4 separate regions of the Homo sapiens genome follow, and regions 1, 2 and 3 are each linked to region 4. Evidence: chromatin contacts called from ENCODE Hi-C or POLR2A ChIA-PET data. All regions are on one chromosome and are shown on one strand. Each heading gives the region's core, a stretch centred on a gene start or an enhancer-like site at or near the end of the contact. The rest is flanking DNA. Distances are from core to core; before and after follow the strand shown.

Evidence for each region. Hi-C counts contacts between places; a loop is a spot of excess contacts on that map. ChIA-PET counts read pairs that join two places held with the same protein, here RNA polymerase II (POLR2A). Pooled maps may share reads with other maps.
Region 1: a loop to region 4 is called in a pooled map, with 2.1 times the contacts of the local background. The contact joins two enhancer-like sites. A Hi-C loop is called at or near these places in 4 of 168 maps with a recorded cell type or tissue (DLD1, PC-3, PC-9 and 1 more) and 3 of 50 pooled maps.
Region 2: a map of PC-3 shows a loop between it and region 4 (10-fold over the local background). The contact joins the promoter of LINC02310 here to the enhancer-like site in region 4. A Hi-C loop is called at or near these places in 4 of 168 maps with a recorded cell type or tissue (IMR-90, PC-3, endothelial cell of umbilical vein and 1 more) and 6 of 50 pooled maps. POLR2A ChIA-PET finds 5 or more read pairs at or near these places in 2 of 52 experiments (PC-3 and WTC11).
Region 3: a loop to region 4 is called in a map of motor neuron, with 5 times the contacts of the local background. The contact joins two enhancer-like sites. A Hi-C loop is called at or near these places in 136 of 168 maps with a recorded cell type or tissue (A673, CD14-positive monocyte, CD4-positive, alpha-beta T cell and 77 more), 37 of 37 single-sample maps with no recorded cell type and 50 of 50 pooled maps. POLR2A ChIA-PET finds 5 or more read pairs at or near these places in 6 of 52 experiments (A549, AG04450, BJ and 3 more).

The regions. Positions count from the first base shown.
Region 1 is chr14:51,429,190-51,432,449 of GRCh38, forward strand. It overlaps a transcript of FRMD6 not described here. Among named protein-coding and RNA genes, the nearest start is that of LINC02310, 34 kb to the left of the region's middle. Within about 2 kb of position 1,627, at least 5 of the 41 ENCODE cell types and tissues checked have a DNase peak (open chromatin) inside an H3K27ac peak, as active enhancers do.
Region 2 is chr14:51,395,174-51,398,472 of GRCh38, forward strand. LINC02310 (long intergenic non-protein coding RNA 2310) reads right to left here and starts at 1,962. Exons shown (of 4, transcript NR_146549.1): 1 at 1,827-1,962. It also overlaps a transcript of FRMD6 not described here. RefSeq lists enhancers at 1-449, 450-950, 611-1,810.
Region 3 is chr14:51,291,848-51,295,534 of GRCh38, forward strand. It overlaps LOC124903315 (a long non-coding RNA gene), which reads left to right. Exons shown (of 2, transcript XR_007064164.1): 2 at 1,305-3,687. Among named protein-coding and RNA genes, the nearest start is that of LINC00519, 35 kb to the right of the region's middle. Within about 2 kb of position 1,609, at least 11 of the 41 ENCODE cell types and tissues checked have a DNase peak (open chromatin) inside an H3K27ac peak, as active enhancers do; they include breast epithelium and uterus, where a contact is called at or near this core.
Region 4 is chr14:51,774,840-51,778,085 of GRCh38, forward strand. The region is part of intron 1 of LOC101927598 (a long non-coding RNA gene); the gene reads left to right. Among named protein-coding and RNA genes, the nearest start is that of GNG2, 84 kb to the right of the region's middle. RefSeq lists a silencer at 1,203-1,372. Within about 2 kb of position 1,477, at least 4 of the 41 ENCODE cell types and tissues checked have a DNase peak (open chromatin) inside an H3K27ac peak, as active enhancers do; they include PC-3, breast epithelium and uterus, where a contact is called at or near this core.

The sequences.
Region 1 (3,260 bases), core at 377-2,876, 350 kb before region 4:
ATGCCACCGACTAATCCCAATTGACACCACAAGGAGCAGAAGAATCACCTGGTTAAGACTTGCTCCAATTCCTCTTCCTCAAAATTGTGAGCTCTCATGAAATGGCTGTTGTTTTCAGCTACTAAATTTTGTTGTGGTTTGTTATGCAGCAGTAGATAATCAGAACTCTCCCCCAGGTGATTCTAATGTGCAACCCAGCCGTTCAAAAACAGTTTCACCTGGGTAGTCATGAAGATTTTTTTTTGTTTGTTTGTTTCCCTCTAGCCCTTTATCCACACATTACCAAACCATTTTCTTCTCTAATTCTGCAATTCCCTCATTGAACTTTGTCGAGCACAGGTATGATGGCTCCCTAAGTAAACTACTTTTATGTGGCTAAGGACATCTCATGCGTTTGGACAGAATGATCCGTTTCCCCCATTTAACATTCAATTAAGTGTCGTGGGCTTTTAAAAGAGACCAAGCACTGGACAGGAGTGAGGAAAACTTGACAAAGTCCCAGCTTTGACATTACTACCTCTATGATCTTGGGCAAGTCATGTATATTTTCCCCATCTTATTTTTAATATTTATAAAATAAGGAAGTTAGATTACTTGTCTCTCAGTTCCCTTTCACTTGTGGGACTTTGAGACATTGTAAGGATGTTGAATAGTAACTATCAATGGGGAGAAATTCTTTTCACAGAAAACACACAACTCATCAATTTCCTCTTGATTGCCCTGACTCAGTCTAGATTTATACCCACCACCTTGGGGCAAAAAGTTATGTCTACATCACTAGTAACATCCTCAGGCACTTGACTTTCTGAGGATGTACGCCCATTTTAAATGCATGAAGCTCAAGAAGAAAGAAAAAGAAATAAAATTGAATTCAACATGCATTCTTTCATTCCATAAGATTCAGTAGAGGCTTTGTGTTCCATGTGATTATGCCAGGCAAAAGATGTTCAATGCCATGGGCTGTTCCGGGGAATGAGAGATAGAGTAATGAAATTCATGACATGTAAGTTTGGATTTACAAGTCAACAACAAATCCCTCTGTGAGTTTTCAGAATTTATCCACCTCAACGTTAAAAGCCGAAAGAAAGAGTTCTTTGTGTGTAAAGTGAAACCATACTCCATCCTAAGTCTTTAAATATAGTTGCTCACTTCCTTCAGCTCCTGTTAAGTACTGCTGACCTTTCCCAAAGTATTCTTTTCTGGCCTCCACTAATAGCAGAAGATCTAACCCACTGCTGTTAACAATACACCTTACAGGATTTTGAAAGCTGAAAGTAGTAGCTCCACGCAAATTGGAGTTGTTTTTTTTAATTCCTTTATTTTGAAAGTTTAGGCATAATCTGGGGTAGAAGTTCATGTGTTCGTGGTAGTTAAAAAGTCAAGGTCAAACTCTACATGCCACAGGGAATCATAAAAAAAAAAACAAAAAACAACAAAAAAAACCCTCTGTTCTTCTCCCCGCTTAAATCAGAACCAAAGAATTCCCCAGTGAGAACATATCTCTCATCTTTCACTCAGAACAAAAAGCAGCAGTACAAAACATGAACTGCATGGTGTTTGCTACCCTTGGGTGGCAGCTGCTAGCATGAGCATTACCATTTGTATTCAAGGGATCTTTTATTCCCAGTTGCATGAGCCGAGCCACAGGGCTTGCAAGAATGCTTGGGATGCTTCTTATGGACTTAGGACACAAAGAATCTGTGGTGTGGCTCTGAAATGGGAACCGCTAAAGACAGAAGAACTGAAAGGGATATTTAATATGTTAGTAAGGACATTGCTATTCATGTATGGAGTATGTATGTGTGCAGAAGACTGTGTGTGTGTGTTTATGAGGATATGTATATGCTGATTTTAAAGTCTCTCTGTTTTTAGACAATTGAGGTTATTGTTTTCTATATATACCCAGAAGAGTGTCAAAATGCCTTAATGGGCAGTGAGCCATCATACCTGTGGATGGCCAAGTTCAACAAGGCAATTGCAGAATTAGAGAAGGGGACTGTGTTTTTCTTATTAATGGTTAAGCCATTGCCCCGATAAGAGATTTTCAAAGTTTGCAAACAGGAAACTGGTCACCCAAGCTGGAAGTCCTTCTAAAATAGACTCCTTATTTCAGTCAGTATTGAGTAATTTTAGTATGCCAGTGGCTCTAACAGAAATTGTTTTCCATAAAACATGCAAATTGATATGTTTTCAACTCATTCTATCTCTCCTAAAAAGACTCCAGAAAAGTCACCCACAGTACTACCCGGTACAGAAAGGGAAAAGTTTGAAACATTTTTGTTTACATCAAAGTCAGGGAAACCATTTCATACTCTGAATGTTCTTGAGATGATTAATGCCTGCATTGACAGCACCTCCTTCTTAACCAATGTTGCAGTGAAAGTGAACTTGAGTTTATAGTTCGTGGTCCATAACTGAAACATCATAGATTTAGGTATACAGAAATAGAGCTGGTAATACAAACAAGACCTTGAATTTTACCTGAAGTTGGTGATAGACTCCCCTTAGCTATTTTCCCTTTATTTATTTTTTCCAAATTATAGATGAATTTATGAGCAGTTTAGGGTAAAGGGGACCCTAAGGATAGATCAATTTTCCTTAATCCCATGTAACTAACAAATAGAGGTCATATGCAAGTAGAGCAGCTTTTAGGTGTCAGGCTAAAAGAGTTCTTGATGAGATTGCTCATGTGGAAAGAAAGTATCCCTTTTAAAGTCACCCACTTTGCAAGGGTACCATTGAGCTGTGTGAGCTAAATAAGGCTTGTACAGTTACTGCATTACTTCCCTTCCAGCCCTGGAGACTACAAGCAAAGGAAGATACTTCCTTATTTAATTTGATAATGGTACTAAATTAAACAAATAACACATAACGACAAGCTCTTTTGAGTTAGAGAATCAAAAGAAGACAAGATGTATTAATAGCAGAAAACATTGAATTAAGATACAGTAATGACTCTGTTGTTCAGATTGATCCAGTTCTTTATTTACATTATTGAAAAGATAGAGAGTAGCGGAAATGCTGCCTTTGGTGACAGTTCAACCTCAAGGGATCAAATCCAGCTTCATTCTGGTCTGACTATATACATGGAAGTGATGCCTAATGTAAGGCTCCCCTGGCAGTACTTGTAATTTACAAGATTGATTTTTTTTTTCCTCTGAAGAGCTGTTAAATGTGATTAATTCAACTGAAACTCAGGAAAATTCCCTTTTTCTTTTGCAAACAGGTAGAGGAATTCACAGTGGTCTGGAACACAGAAT
Region 2 (3,299 bases), core at 712-3,211, 380 kb before region 4:
CCCATCCATAGGATGGCAAAACACTAAAAATGAAATCCCAACTCTTCTGCTAATTTGCCATGACCTGTGTGAGTAGTCTGACCTCGCTAAGCCTTAATATTCTTCCCTTTGTAAAATCATCTCTGAGTTCCCTTCTGACTCTCTGTGACTCTAATAAGAAAGGAACAAAAAATCTCACTACTGCCCAGCAAGCTGAAGGGCTTGTGAGAGCGAGCCACGCTGTCTTTGACTCTGAGGGGCACTGCTGGGCTGCCTCCTTCCACCTCTTAGGGTGGGTGAGGAGGCAGAGGCACTGCATGCCATGTGCTCCCAGCCTCCCTCCCAGAGAATCCCCTGTGGGACAAGTCTGGGCTTCACCCTGAGTGCTCCTGAAAGCAGGTCAGAGCCTGAGAGTGCAGGCGGGTGCGAGGGAGGGGAGGCTCCACACATTTGTTTTTGATCCTCAGAACACGCCAGATGGACTTAGGATAACTTGGGATCTGTAAGTGAACATTCTTGTCAGGAGGCCAAAAAGGACAGCGCCAGGCCCTTCTGGGCTACATTGTGCCTAAGGGTGATGCTCCCTCTCCCAGGCTCGGAGGCCGAGGGCCTGCTCTTTGTTGCGAGGGGAGGCAGCTGTGGTGCAGAAAGCTACAGTGTTTGTATTTCCTACTTTTGTTTCTAGCTCTTAGGCACCTTGGCTAGCAAAGAATCCATCCAATCTCCCCTTCCTTCTTTCCCTTCCTTCCTGCCTTTTCTCTTTCTCTCTTCCAAAAAGGCATGTATTTTCTCTTTTCAAAGCCATAACAAAAAGGGATTTATTTTCTCTTTTCAAAGCCGTAACAAAAATGTTTATTGTTGTTTCTAAATAAAAGGGTGAAACCACAGTGAAAAAATGTAGTTCCTGCTTCATATAACATCCTTTCTCCAAAATAGTGATCTGTCTCACACTCCAAGACCCAGTAACTTTTGTTAGGTCGTCAACAACTGTTTAATACACATTATTCAGAAAGCCTGGGAAGATAAAGATTTTCATGTTATAGATTTTCCCATATACTTGAGAAATACATTCCACGGCCTAGAAATTTGTTAAGCATGTATGTGCAGTCACAAATGTACTACTAGTTTGTAAATAACACGAATATTTGTTCATGGAGGTGGAAGGGATATTTCACATGATTCATAACCATCTGGTTATAGAGCAGGAAATGAGGTGTTTGGCAAATATTCTGGGTTTTTTTTTTTTGCCAGCGAATTATTTTTTTCCCCAAAGAAGTTAAACATGTGCTCCATGGCCTACGACCTGCAAGAGGTCTTGTACTGTTTATCGTGATAATCTGTGGGCTCCTGGTGCCTGTGCTGCCACGGAGCTGTACAGCCACGGAACGCAGCTGCCTGAAGTTAATGATTCAGGAGTCACCATCTGTGCTGAGTTCTGTCTCTTTGGCACATACCACACAGACACGTCCAGAGGTGAAGGCAGTACTTACACTCACAGATTAACATTCCTGCTCATCGGAACAACTTTCCAAGGAGAAGGCCCAGTTTTCTGAATATTAAAACTTTAGGTGAGTCATTAGAATCTCATGTTTGGGGAGTCTGTAGGCCAAATTAGTCAGCCAGACAGTGTGACAAGCTGGACATGAATATATGTAACTGGACGAGCTACAGGGGCCTTACTAATCAATTAGCCAGAACAACCTCCTTTTTTATATGTGGATCCAATTTTCCAGTTCAGTTTTGCAGAAGGGGCTATTCTGTATCCCTGTGGTTAGGGCTAAATGTTAAGGCACACCATGCGAGGGGCAGGGAGGATTTATCCCTTGCTATAAGTGTTCTTAACTTACCCTGTGTGAATTCTCTCCTAGAAGTGGGTAGGTTGGGGTCCTGGAGACCTGGGCAGGGAAGATCTGTTCCTTGAGTTTGGTCAGTGAGGAGCAGAGAAGGATCTCAGAGGTGGTATCTGATCTGCAAGAGGAGACTGGAACATAGATCCACGCTGCCTGCCTAGTGAGCTGTCATCATAGAAGACTTGGGCAGAGAGGCTGAGTCTATATATATACATCAGGAAGGAAACTGAGGCAGAAAGAGAGCATTCCAAACAGAGGCCAGGACGCATGCCCAGTCTGGAGGGAGTGCTCCTTCACAGGGCACAGCTGCAAGCCCTTTACATAAGGTATTTGTGGCTTCTGCCATAGGTGGAGAAGAAAAGGTTAAGATCAATAAGTTTGCTCAGACACCTTCCCTTTGACACCACACTATGGTAGGCAGGTACATACCTAGAGCTTGAGACAAGAGATGTGAAGTTTTCAGAGATTTGGAAACACTTGCAAAGTATATGTGTGTGTGAGTAGCAAAGATGATTTGTGGGAGAGAAAAACAACTTTTACCTACTAATCTTTTTTGCTTTTCTTCAAAAGTTAGGGGCATAAGTGTGTTGTACTTTGTACCTGCTTTGTTAATAAATTGGTTGTGTTTGATACAAAGGTTGAACACCTGTAATCTCAAACTCCAAAATCTAAAATCCTCCAAAATCTGAATGTTTTGAGCACTGACATCGCGCCACATGTAGAAAATTCCACACCTCACCTCGTGTGATGAGTTGCGGTCAAAACACAGTCAAAAGTTTGTTTCGTGCTTAAGATTATTTAAAATATTGTATAAAATTATCTTTAGGCAATGTTTATAAGGTGTATATGAAACATAAATGAATTTTTTGTTCAGACTTAGGTCCCATCCCTGATATATCTCAAGGTATATAGTCAAATATTCGAAAACCCAAAAGTATCCAAAATCTGAAACACTTCTGGTCCCAAGCATTTCAGATAACGGGTATTCAACTTGAATTTAAAAGTGTGAAGTCCTTGAAAAAAAGTTTAGAAACATAGACAACAATTTTTTTGGTCTCTAGAACCAAAAGGGGGAAATGTCTTAGGAGAAAGTTGTTATACATATTTACTTGGATATACAAAAAAATTATAAAAGTGAAGATTTTCCTCTCAGCATTAGAGCTGGTTAAGTGCATATTTTGAAACTAGTCATTTAATGCTTTGGTCTATTTCCTTGCTTCTGACATAGAGATATTGGTACTTAGGTTTAAATTACAAGGGCCGTTCTGAGAATCACTGCACCTCCCCACCCACGATCCCCTCCCGTGAACACATAGAGGAGGCTGTATTCATTTCGGTGCACATGTTCCCAAGGTAGAAGTCATGGTCTTCAGACAAGGCAAAGCCAATTTTCTTTAGCTCTATTCTTGGTGGTAAAATGCTCTTAGCAACTTACTCAAGAACAATAGCTATGCAATTTTTCAAAGAACT
Region 3 (3,687 bases), core at 359-2,858, 480 kb before region 4:
GGTAGGGAGAGAGAAAGAAGTCAGGGGGTTTCTTCCCCCATCTCTGCCCCCTTCCCTCCTTGCTTGGCTGGGGTTTAAGCAGATGGCCACAGATCCTGCTGGGCAGCCCCTCTCCCACAGCCATGTCCCTAATGGCCCTGACAAGGTTCCCATAACATCATCCCTTCTTCTTGCCCCTTAGACTTAGGGGCAATAATTGCTTCCTGCTGTTCCTGGTTGCTGATTGTTTTACCATTCCCTTTACCCTGCCCATTACTAAGCTGATATTGCTCAGCTCCTCACCACCCTTTTTTATGCCCTGCTTTTTGGTACTGGGCTGTGATGTTCCAAAAGACATCCCTCTTTGTCAGCAGCTCTCTGTCGGTTCTGCCAATATAGGGTGCTGTGGGGAGCCTGCAAGACTGGAGGGAGGAGCAGGGACCCATTCCTCCTTTTGCTTGTGCTTCCCCTTAGACTATCCTCAGCAGCCATCCTTCCTACAGCAGCCTTGGGATGCAGCCTCCCGTGTTTTTCTGGCACTCTCAGGGCCGTCCTTGTGCTTGCTCTCAAGGACCTGTAATAACCGGGCAGCCCCTCTTCAGAGGCCTCAGACCCACATCTGCTGCCCTGCTCCGAGCTTCTGGGTGACAACACTAAGCTCTTCCCTTTGTTTCCTGGCCCGAGTGGTGCTAGCCTGTCCTTCACAGTTGCTTTTCTGTGTTACTTTTATGATTCCTTTCACATATTCAGATCTCCAACCCCTTTCTTTTTTTCTTTTTATTGTGAAAAACACATAAATGTTACCATCCTAACCTTTTTAAGTGCACAGTTCAGTGGTGTTAAGTAGCTTCACATTGTTTTGCATCTAATCTCCAGAACTTTTTCATCTTACAAAACCGAACCTCTCTGCCCTTGAAACAGATCCCCATTGCCCGTCCCCCAGCCCCTGATGACCACCATTCTACTCTCTGTCTCTACGAATTGACTACTTTAGATACTTCATATAAAGATCTCCAATCCTTTCTTTATATTTAATTCACCTTATTAAAATAATCAGCACAGTTTTTGTTTTCCTGATTGGACTCTGACTGATCCATCTCTGTAAATAGTCCCTTCTTTAAACAATTTTCAATTAAACTCTTTGAATGGCCATCTGATCCATGCTGGGACCGCAGCTGATACACTATGGAATTACTGGGGAGGTCAGATGAAGATTAGGTTAAAATAATAATAACAGTAAAAACTCTTTTAACTAAAAAGCACTATATATTATAATTCATAGTAGTAATAATTTAAGTGAGGCCACATCTGAGCTTCCCCTGCAGGGCCTTGAAACACTGACATCCAGAGAAGAAGAATAATAAACAAGAAAGTGGCTGCAATGCCAGAGTTTCAACAGATCCTTTGTGGCTCTAGAACTGGAACTCTGTCTCCTTTTCTAAGACAGGATGTGGGGAATCTTATAAAAAGCTTCATATTTGTATTCACAAGTTAATGTGGGAAAGAAACCAGGATTTCTGTGTCCTTAAGTGATACGGAGACTCTGGCTCCAGCAAGACAAGGCTCCGATCCCAGATGTCAGTCCCCAGCGATTCAGGGACACTTCAACATCCTGACTTCAAATGAAAAATCAGGTTGCTTTTCGAGAGTTGTAAAAGACTGGAAACTCCCTGACCACTCGCCAACTCACAGATGCCAGAAACTCTGCAGCCATAGCCCTGGCCAGAGATTTTTCTGGCAGAGTGGGGTCCCCTGACCTCTTTAAGAGGAGCACTGCTTTCTGAGGGCTCAGAAGGCAATCTGAGGCTCCAGCATCTTGGCCAGGGGCTGTGAAGAGACAAGTGGAGCACAGGGTGGGGTATGCAGGGAGCAGGAGGTATCATGGGCGGGCCCCTCAGGGAGGGCCGTGGATTATTCAAAAGTGCCCTGGCCTGCTGTGCATTCTGGAGGATATTCACCATCAACCCTGCCAGGAAAGAAGGCCTCACAAAACACCAGGTCTGAAGGAAGGATCAAGGAATTTCTTTGACAGATGTTAATCAAGAAAACCTGAACACCAAGGGAGGCTATTGCTTCCTCCTGAAACTATTTGACTGGCTTGGTCTCTTTGTACTTGGGTGGGACTAACCATGAGAAAAAGCTCATCTGTGTGAGTTTCGTGGCTCAATGTTATGGGGTACAGACGTGAGCTACTCCTCTAATGTCCAGGAGCTGTATCAATCCCAAGAAATGACTTGCAATATCCTGCATGTGTGTGTGTGTTTTCAGGGAGGGATCTGGAACAATTTTCTGGGGCCTGTAAATGTAAGCTGATTCACAAGATGAAGTGCCCCCTCCCTGCCTCTTCCCCCATCCCGGAATTGAGAACGGCTCTAGATTATGAGGCAGAGGAGGCTGGAGCAATGACTTTCCTCCCGGAATACCCGACAGTACCCTGCCTGGCAAGCCTTGTGTACTGTCTTTATAGGAGTACTTACTAAACTGAACATATAGAAGCAGCCTTCAACTTTTAGGAATCCACATACATTCCTCCCATCCAGAAGGTTAGCTTGTGATGAGAGATTCTTTTGGGGATCTCATTAACAGTTTCTTCTGTTTGTGGGATGGCTCTTCCCAAAGGGGTCTTAAAATCAGAGAACAGGCCTGGCGCAGTGGCTCATGCCTATTATCCCAGCACTTTGGGAGGCCAAGGTGGGCGGATCACGAGGTCAGGAGATTGACCATCCTGGCTAATGCAGTGAAACCCCGTCTCTACTAAAAATACAAAAAGATTAGCCAGGCGTGGTGGCGGGTGCCTGTAGTCCCATCTACTCCAGAGGCTGAGGCAGGAGAATGCCATGAACCCGGGAGGCGGAGCTTGCAGTGAGCCGAAATCAGCCACTGCACTCCAGCCTGGGCAACAGAGCGAGACTCCTTCTCAAAAAAACAAAACAAAACAGAACAACAGAGAACAAGATACTCAAGTTTGGGAGGCTAAGTGCTAATATTGGTTTTCCTACCAACTCTTTTTTGTCCCAGTTACATCATCCACAAATTCATAGTCTCTCCCCCTCTCTACTACTCAATAAAGTTATTATGGGGAATTGTGATTAAAAAATGAGAGGAAGGAAATTTGTAAACTCAAAGTTGTAGTATTAGTGTAGCTAGATGAAATAAGAGTTGGTTCCCCTTCCATGTTATTAGCGGAGAAAAAGAGACAGATTGAGGGAGGAAAAAGAGATGTAGCAGGATATTGTCATTAAGATCACAGCAAACTAACATGACATACTGTTGGTGAGTAGGTAAGAAAGATAGCTCTGAGTCCCTCACTTTAAGACACGTAACGGAAAGGAGTCAGAACATTGCAGGAAGTGAAAGGACTATTTGATTCATCATTATCCTATTCTTAGTTGGAATTATTTTCCTCTTCATTTTAGTTATGACCACGGGTCAGCCAGACATTAAGACAAGAGCACAGGGTTACAGTGTGGGAGCCCTATTTAATTGATTCCAGAATGCACATCTGTCACATCCTAACATCTCTGGGGATCAGCTCATGGTGTTGGTCAGGCTCTGTGGAGATACAGTCGTTAATAATATCATGGCAGTTCACACTGTCATCATGTCAATTGAATTGGATGCATTGTTGATGGTATAGGTGTTGAATTTAATTGCGTTTAGAAGATCCTCAAAAAATTATACTATGATTTGACATTAAAATGAAAAATT
Region 4 (3,246 bases), core at 227-2,726:
TCACAACTCTGATTCACTAATTCACTTATTGATTATTCTTTGCCTGCGTCCTATACCATAATGTGGACCTGTGAAGGTGAGACCCTTGTCCATCTAGCTTAATCTAGCTTAACATACGCTAGCACTTACGGCAGGTCCTTGGCTCAGCAGGCACTCAATGAATTGGGGTCGAATGAATACAGTAACACTGGATCATTAGAAAAGGAGAGAAAACTTCCTCAACGCTAAAATGCACTTTTTATCGATTCTGGAAGGGGGCTGCATCTTCCATTGGATATGGATATTTAATGTCATATTTCATTCCCACTCCTCTCTGAAAAGTTCCTAGTACATCGAGGTGCTCATGTGGTAGATTGTGTCTTAGCACCAAGGAAGGACAACAAGCAAGGATTATCCTGGGAAGGGAGCTTAACTACCTCTAAATCCAGGATGCTTTTTCTGAGCAATGAGGAGGATGGAGGCACATCAAAGGGGACAGAATAAGGAAACCAGTGCTCAGAAATGATGAGAAGGAACGTGGAGTAGGAAGGCATCCGGAGATGGCAGGCCAGCCTGCAATGGTCTTCATCCTGCACAGAGCAGTACGAATTTTCCTTCCTCCCAGCTTGGGAGTGGATGGGGCCAGGAGTAGCTGCCTCACTTCAGGTGTTCCAGCAAGCATGCATTCAATGGCCTACAGGCCTGAGGTAGCAGGGTACGTAGGCCTAATCCCATCTGCCTGCTTGAGTCTCAGGTATTGCACAAAACCAAAGTCTGTGCTTAGCGACTGCCCCCAGGTTTGAGCAACTGCTTAAAGCATTATCTGCTCAAAGTACAGCAGTGCACCACCAACGTCAGGACCTCTCAAAGAGCTTGCATAAAACGCAGGGCATTGGGCCCAATTCCCAACCTGCAGAACTGGCCTTCACAAACAGAGCCCAGGAATCTGCTTTTTAATTTATTTATTTATTTATTTATTTATTTATTTATTTATTTATTTATTTTGAGACGGAGTCTCGCTCTGTCGCCCAGGCTGGAGTGCAGTGGCGCCATCTCGGCTCACTGCAAGCTCCGCCTCCCGGGTTCACGCCATTCTCCTGCCTCAGCCTCCCGAGTAGCTGGAGCTACAGGCGCCCGCCGCCACGCCTGGCCAATTTTTTTGTATTTTTAGTAGAGATGGGGTTTCACCGTGTTAGCCAGGATGGTCTCGATCTCCCGACCTCGTGATCCACCCGTCTCGGCCTCCCAAAGTGCTGAGATTACAGGCGTGAGCCACCGTGCCCAGCCAAATCTGCTTTTTAATCAGCTCCCTGCTTCGCGGGATTCTTAGGTGAGTGGTTCTCAAACCTAATAAGTTGAAGTGGGGGATGACTCATTCAGGAGGCTCATTCTCCTCCGCTGCGCCTCCTCCAGCCCTCTTAAATGTTGTCTCTTCATCTTTCTTCGTACCTTCGGTTTATCACACTCCAGGCAGCTTCTGGTGTGCCTGCCCCTGTCCATTACAGAGGAGAAAGGAATCCACAGGCCCCTGCTGGGCGAGCTTGGGTGAGTCTGGGGGAGCTCCAGACGTGCCCCGGAGGGCCTGGGAGGAACTAGGTCAGATCTCTCCTTTGGGGACCTACTGCCTGTTCCTAACTGCAGCCTGACCTCTGGTGGTCAGAAGGGAGTCGTTTGGTAGGAAGAACCCAGAAAGTTTGGCTTTTTGCAATTGGGGGCTTGTGGGAGGAGGAAATTTAATCCTTACAAACTCCATCTCTGCTTGCAGAGGCTCCTTTGCTAAGCCTGGGGTTATTTGAGGAGGGGGTGGTGTGCAGTTTATGGCTCTTCCAAGTTCCTTGTTTTGCCTCCGTGGCACGCTGATCTTGACAGCTCCCCTGTACCTGAACGTTTGTGGGAACATTTTAGCTGCATTGCTGCCTTTCATCTGAGGGGGCAGAGGAGAGAGAGAGAGATGGGCAAGGAAGGAGATGTTGGGTCTTTTCATGTTTTTAAAGGTTTTCTTTTTTTTTAAAGGTGGGGTGGCCAAGGTTGAAAAGCCTAGCAAGCAGACACAGCTCTGGAAGGTGTGCCTGTGGCCTCCATTATTCATGTCTTGACCTTCTCTCAGCGGCCAAGCGCCCACTCTGCCTCTCACTTGGCTGGGGCACCTGAAACCGCTGAGGCCTGAGAGCGCTGGCTCCATGGCTGCAGCAGCCCTTTCTCTGCCCCACCAGGCCCAGGTGTGGCTTTTCTGGCATCCAGATCCTTAACCTGGTCAACGTGCTAAAGCTCAGTCACACACAGGATGAAAGTGGCCATAAAAACACTTAGAGAAGCCTCTCTGGCAATAAATCGCCCTCTCCTTTCCTTTTTAATTCTTAGGAATTAATTAACTTAATTATTAGCTAATTAATTAGTAGTTAATTAGTCAATTAACTAGCAGAACTAGATCACCTGACTTCCATGATAAACAATAATGTGCTTTTGCATTTCCAGAACCAAAATATAGTGCCCAATTCAAGGAACTGTTACTCTTTAGTAATCACAAATAGTGTAACAATGTTGGTAAACAGAGACGTTAAGGCTGGACCAAGAAAGGTAGTGCGGTAGAATGGGAAGTGCACAGTCTGGCAGTTGGAAGCTGGAGCTATGGTTGGGTTGACTGGGCAATTGATTTATTCAGTCATTTAACAAACTTGACTGAGAGCCCTTGATGAAGCAGGCATTGCACTGAATGCCAGGAAGACCAAGAAAAGCAAGACATATGACCCCTACCCCCAAGTTATTTTCAGTCTTGTGGGAGGCAATCAAAAGACATATAAACTGTTTAGACCATGAAATCTGTCTGGCATATTTAGCTCCTCGATTTGCTGCATGGTCTTCATCATTGTCAATCTCCTTCAGAGAATGCATGGAATCTCATTTCGTTCTCGCAATAATCCTATGAGGGAGGTCTTATCATCCCCTTTTATAAGGAAACTGAGTCCTTAGAAAGATCAGAGAGTTTGCCCAAGGCCAAATGGCCAGTAAGTGGTGGAGCTGGCACTGCAATCTAAGTCAGCCTGACTCCAGAGCCTGTGCTGGTGGCCACCAGGCTACACGGTTCTCCAAGATCTCCCACCTCTAATCTTTTTTCTGCTGCTCTTTTGCAGAGTCCACTTCCTGCCCTCTCACTTAACAAAGTCATCTCTGCCCATCCACCCAGCCTGATGGTCTTCCCTCCAGTCTCAGGGAAAAAGACACACACCCTCCTGCAAAGCCCATGCTCCTCACCTGAGCCTCCTCCAG